Regions from separate parts of the Homo sapiens genome. Here region 1 is linked to region 2. A link is a contact called in ENCODE Hi-C or POLR2A ChIA-PET data. All regions are on one chromosome and are shown on one strand. Each heading gives the region's core, a stretch centred on a gene start or an enhancer-like site at or near the end of the contact. The rest is flanking DNA. Distances are from core to core; before and after follow the strand shown. Region 1 has its middle 120 kb from the start of RPS6KA2. Region 2 overlaps RPS6KA2 (ribosomal protein S6 kinase A2).

Region 1 (2,700 bases), core at 77-2,576, 210 kb after region 2:
TGCAGCGGGAGCCTGGCCTCTCCTCCTCCTCCTCCTCCCAAAGCTTCCTTCCCCCTTTCCACCACACAGACTAAGGCAGGAGGCTGGGCAAGGGGAAGGGGGATACTGAGTGAGGAAAACAGAGAGGGCGGTGGAGGTGGCCACACAGTCAGCATCGGAAGCAGAGCTGGCATGTCCCTTCTGAGTCCAGCCCGGCTTGAGTCAGCGGGGAGGGGCAGGGAGGAGGGGGCCTTCCTGGGAGAAGGCAGGGGCCGCACCAAGTGCCCCTGAGGTGCCCATGCCGGAGAGAAGTTGGCTTCCTGGAGCCCCACTCTGTGCTACTGTGAAGGGCGGTTCCATCCGCCTAGGTTTTGTTAGTTCTGTGAGCCATACAGGATTAGCGTGCCCTGCAGTGCTGCAGAGACATCGGGCGTGCTCCCCTCCTGTGTCCTCAGCTTCTCCCCTGGGGGGGTGCTCACCAGCCCAGGGCCCCACCCCAACCCTAGAGGTCCCTGGGATTCCCTGAGTTCTCACCAGCCTTGGAGGCCCCGAGTCACCCCACGCAGTGCACGCACATCTGTGACACACTCCTCCCACACAGTCTCCCTCAGCCCCTCTTGACCCTCCTCCTCCTCAGACACACGCCTTTCCGGGGCCTGTACTTGTCAATCCCCAGACATCCCTGGCTGCTTCCTACATGCCCAGGCTCTGCGCTTGCTGGCCCAGGAACTGCCCTCCGTGCCTCTTCTGACTCTGTCACAACGGGGGTTTCTGCATCTGTGCTGTCTTCCCTTCTACTGTGGCTGAGGACCGCAGGTGCCACCCGAGCCCGAGCTCCTTGAGCATCCCTTGTGCCTAGAACATGCCAGGCACGCAGCACAGATGGGTGTCATTGGTCTGGGACATTGCCACGGAAGTCTCCAGCCCTCATGCACCAGAAAGAGAAGAGTGACAAGGATCATACTGAGGAGGTCAGGAACTCTAGCTGAGAATTGGTCTAAAGCAATGGAAATGGGAAATTCTGTAAATCCAAGCTCTGCTCCTTGGAATCATTTAGAAACTGGCCAAGGGCTAAGACATCCCTCTTGCTGCGTAGACTGTGATCATATTCAGGAGGAAAAGCACAACTCTCTGAGGGGACAAATTCTATTTGCCTAAACAGAGGTGAGGCTGCTGACACTCTAGAAAGTGTGAAGTGTGCTTTTGTGACCGAAGCTGGCCTCTGCATCCCCTAACTCAGCACCTCACAAAGTTTATAACCCTCACGCAGTGCCCCCGAGCTGCAGGTGACGGCAGGCCTCCAGGTTCAGCGGTGAAATAGCGGAGCAGTAAGATCTTACAGCATTACTTCCCCAAGTCAGCCGGAAGTTTTGCCAGCCCCGTGCTCCTCCCTGAAACCTCAAAAAGCCTGCTTCCAAGCCGCCTGCTTGTTCTTCCCAAGGTGGAGGCAAGACCAGCGCCCTCTGGCCAGGTGCGTTCAGGAAGGGGCAGAGATTACACAGGAATTCAGATGAGTTCCAGGGACGGCAGCTGCCAGGGTCCCGTCAAACGCACAGTCACAGGAGGGCTTCCCCTGAGTTGGCCCTGAGTCAGCCAGCTGGGCTGTGGTCTGCTCTGCAGCAGGAGGCAGCTGAGCAGAGCCTGTAACCCCTCAGGGGAGGCAAAGCTGCACCGCAGGGCGTGGAGGAGGTGCAGGCCGGCCAGCCCAAGGCAGATAACAGATGGCGACAGGGGCTTGAGGCTTGGCTTCTCTGCTGGCCTAGGTGTCTGGAACGGCTGGGCCGCCACTGGAGCCGTGGAAAGAGGGGTCTAAGTGTCTGAGCTTGGAATCAAGGTATTCCCAAATTTTCTGCTCGAAGCCCCACAAGTTTCCATTTTCCACCACAGCCAGTTGGATCAAACTTTGCACCATTCGCATCCTAGTGAAGTCCAATAGTCAGCCGATTTGGGGATTCTATGCAAAGCCAAACAGTGGCACAGACTCTAGGAAATCTACAGAATGAGCAGAACATGTCTTCATGACGATTCAAGGTCAGGCCCTGTGGACCAAGGACAGCATGGAGCACAGAGGCCAGACTCCGTGGAGCACAGAAGCCAGACGCTGTGGAACACAGAGGCCAGACTCCATGGAGCACAGAGGCCAGACTCCGTGGAGCACAGAAGCCAGACTCCTTGGAGAAAGGGGCCCCAGAAGACAAAGGGGCCAGCACAGGCCAGCCAAGGAGTACCTGAGACCTCAAAGGCGACACCAGGTCCATTTGTACCTGGGTATTCAATGTCTCATGTGCATTTGTTAGAAATTAGATAAAATCAATGCTTATTATTTTAAATAAAGACATCGTTTCTAACTATTTTAGTCATTAATAACCTGTGATCTTCCAGATGGGCCGGCCTAGCCAATGGGCGGTATAGCCACAACCCAGGTCCTCTGTGAGTATGATGAAGACATCACACAGAGTGAACAGCCTCTGAAACGTAGGGCTGTGAAGCGCGTCCACAGTCACCGCAGAGCAAGACCAGAGTACACATCCTTTACCAACCTCAGCTTCACATTCAACAGCGAGCGGACACACTGAAGTCTAGAGAGGCAATTTAGAATGAATGGAAAGAGAAACCTTAAGAGACAGAAAGGCAGAGAGAGATTTTTCAAAATCTTATTTTATAATTAGTAAAAATATAGGAATACAGTCACTTCAAAAGCTGACATTAGCTAAGAACATT
Region 2 (2,700 bases), core at 197-2,696:
GACAGAAAACACTACAAATTTTCATCCCAGAGCTTCCTGTCCCCAGAGTCACATGACTTCCCTTGTAAAGGGGTAGGCCATCTGCCCAAGTGCCAGGCCCTGGAAATGGAACACTGGAAAGGAGGTGTTTCTCCCAACATGAGACATTCGAGCCCAACTGTTCCTTGAATTTATCTCTGCATTTCTCTGAGATTTCTGTTCCACTATCTATACATTCGTACACCCCTTTCTACAGTTTTAGCTCGGGGTGAGGGGCTGAAAAACTTCAGAAACTGCTGGCTAAAATGCGCATCCAAAAACAGCAACCAGGAATTGTATGCATAGTGTGCTCTGGGAACCAGGGGCCTCTCATTCCTCATTGCTTCTTTTCATGAAGAAACTGTGAAGTGGAGATTTTCTCCTGAGACTCAGATTACACATTAATAGCTGGAAGTGATAGAGGTGGGCTTCTCATCAAGGACTGACTTCGAAGCCAAGTACTTCCACCCTCTGTTTTACTCTAAGAGTGAAGACTTCCAAATGAAATCACAATAGCAATAACGTACATGACGATGTTTGAAAAATTCAGTTTCTCAAAACGGTTACTTATAAATCTTGCTATTTTACCTCCATGTCACAAATAGAGGCACATGTAAAAGCAGATAAGGTGTCTGAGCCGTGGAAACTCACAGCGGATTAGAGGCCTATGCAGTTATCCATGGCTTTTCCATTCTCAGTTAAAGGAAACACTTTCGTCTCCATATCTTCAAGGATGATTTGCTATTTTTGTAAAAACAGTGGTTTTTTTTTGTTTGTTTGGGAAAACAATGAGTATAGCCAAAATTGACTCTGTTTAATCCATCCTGAAGTTCATATGAGTGCAGTTGGAAGATACAGAATTACAATTTTGTTGCTTCATAATTACTTCTTGAATGAGTAAGTAAAAATGCTAGAGGCACAGCCCAGCCAATGGGCATTATATTTAGATGCTAATTTGTGAGGGGACATCACATTTTAAGCCCTTCCTCCCTTCACAGCACAGGCTTACTAGAATTGCAGGACCATGCTAGCCACCCGAGACTGTGCAGCTTTTGTGGTGAAATCTCCTGGTTTATGGAAAGGGACAGAAAAAAATGAGGCCCTCAGGGATCCACGTGTGTCACTGCCTGTGAGAACCACTACCTTCCACGCGGCTGCTGGAGGTGGCTTCCTGCACAAAAAACAAAGGCAGGAGCCCAAGTTCAAAAAAATTCATCATGGAAACATGTATGCTATCTTTTCCCGTCATTGACCTACGAAAGGAAGAAAGAAATTGCAGACGATTTGTCATTTAAAGAACAACAAAATACTCCTCTTCTGTTACTAAAACACTGTCCTCGCAATGGGTCCATTAACATCCTCTACCTACAGGACTAGCACGCGCATGAGTCATCCAAACCCCAGCCTCCCTCCCAAAATAGCTCCCATCATGCAGCTGTGTTAATGCGACGCCCACACTATGAAAAAAGGAATCACCACCAAAGCACACCCTTCTGTGACTTCATTTTGGTAACGAGAGCATGGCAACGGCCACACTGCAGAACAGAAAGTAAAATTCAACACCGCCCAGAGGTGTGGGGCAGGCGAGGCACGAGCTGGCCAGGGAGGCTTCACACTGCAGCCACCACCCTTTCCTGGGGCACGTTTCCCAGCCCTTGTGTATGTTTCCTAAAGATTTCCAGTTCCTTCCTTTTTCTTCAGCAGCTCTTTGTGGAGGGTCTGAGACCCACAGCTGTGGTGAATGAGCTCATGCAGTCCCATGGGTCCTGGTCCCCTTCACTGCCTTTGTGGGACATGCCTTTGTGGGACTAGGCTCTGAAGCGAGAGTGACAGCATCCGGGCTACTTGGATGCCACCTGGCCATGGACGCTGGCACCTCAGAATTCCCATGGGTGTTCCCCTGCTCCCAGTCAGCCCGTTTTTTAGGCTGGCTTCACGCCTTCCTCAGCACTTCCAAATTGCCATCCCCTGTTGCCTCCCGCCTCCCCGGTCCATGCCACACCCCCACCTCCGTTGCAGAAGTTCACCTTCTTTAGTCATTTCTGTAACGTTTCGAATCAAAGCCTTCGACGCAGATATCTCATAACATTTCAAATTTTGTGCAGATTCTTTCTGTCAAAGTATTGAGAGCAAATGTACCTGAAGTACACACATAATTTCATCTCCTAAAATGACATGAAAAACGCCAGCTTTCTTCCCTAATAATATTGCGATAGAGTTCACTTCTCATTTCAAATCAGTAAGGTTTTTAACCGCAAAGCATCTGAGGCGTCAATGGAAAAAAATCCCCAAGAGCATCACCTTTCAGACTTCAGAGTTCTGCCTTCACAGTGACATTTTAGCTTGAACTTGCTGGAGGATGCTTAACTTTCTTTTTCACTTTCCCCAAAACGAAAACAAAACAAAACAAACAAAGATCTGGTGTTCCATGGACTCGGCGCGCACTCTGGGGTCTGTGTGAATAGGAAACAGCCAGATGAAGCCCCAGCACCATACTCCCGGGCACTGCTGATAACGACCCTCTCTGGACAGCCCTGGTTTCTGGATCCCTTCATGACAACCACCCTAAGGGGCAACTAGCATGAAAATGTTACTCACATTTCATTTTGAAATATGTGCCTTTTCTGTTTTATGAAGCAGGTAATTTTATCTAGAGCTTGATGAGGATTTGCATGCAATGCC

The links. A loop is a pair of places that touch in the nucleus more often than their neighbours do. ChIA-PET counts read pairs that join two places held with the same protein, here RNA polymerase II (POLR2A). Pooled maps may share reads with other maps.
Region 1: a map with no recorded cell type shows a loop between it and region 2 (5-fold over the local background). The contact joins two enhancer-like sites. A Hi-C loop is called at or near these places in 1 of 168 maps with a recorded cell type or tissue (left ventricle myocardium inferior), 1 of 37 single-sample maps with no recorded cell type and 4 of 50 pooled maps. POLR2A ChIA-PET finds 5 or more read pairs at or near these places in 1 of 52 experiments (BJ).

The regions. Positions count from the first base shown.
Region 1 is chr6:166,749,830-166,752,529 of GRCh38, forward strand. It overlaps a transcript of RPS6KA2 not described here. Among named protein-coding and RNA genes, the nearest start is that of RPS6KA2, 120 kb to the left of the region's middle. Within about 2 kb of position 1,327, at least 2 of the 41 ENCODE cell types and tissues checked have a DNase peak (open chromatin) inside an H3K27ac peak, as active enhancers do.
Region 2 is chr6:166,539,670-166,542,369 of GRCh38, forward strand. All of the region lies in intron 1 of RPS6KA2 (ribosomal protein S6 kinase A2), which reads right to left. Among named protein-coding and RNA genes, the nearest start is that of MIR1913, 32 kb to the left of the region's middle. RefSeq lists enhancers at 1,561-1,680, 2,271-2,490, 2,661-2,700. Within about 2 kb of position 1,447, at least 8 of the 41 ENCODE cell types and tissues checked have a DNase peak (open chromatin) inside an H3K27ac peak, as active enhancers do.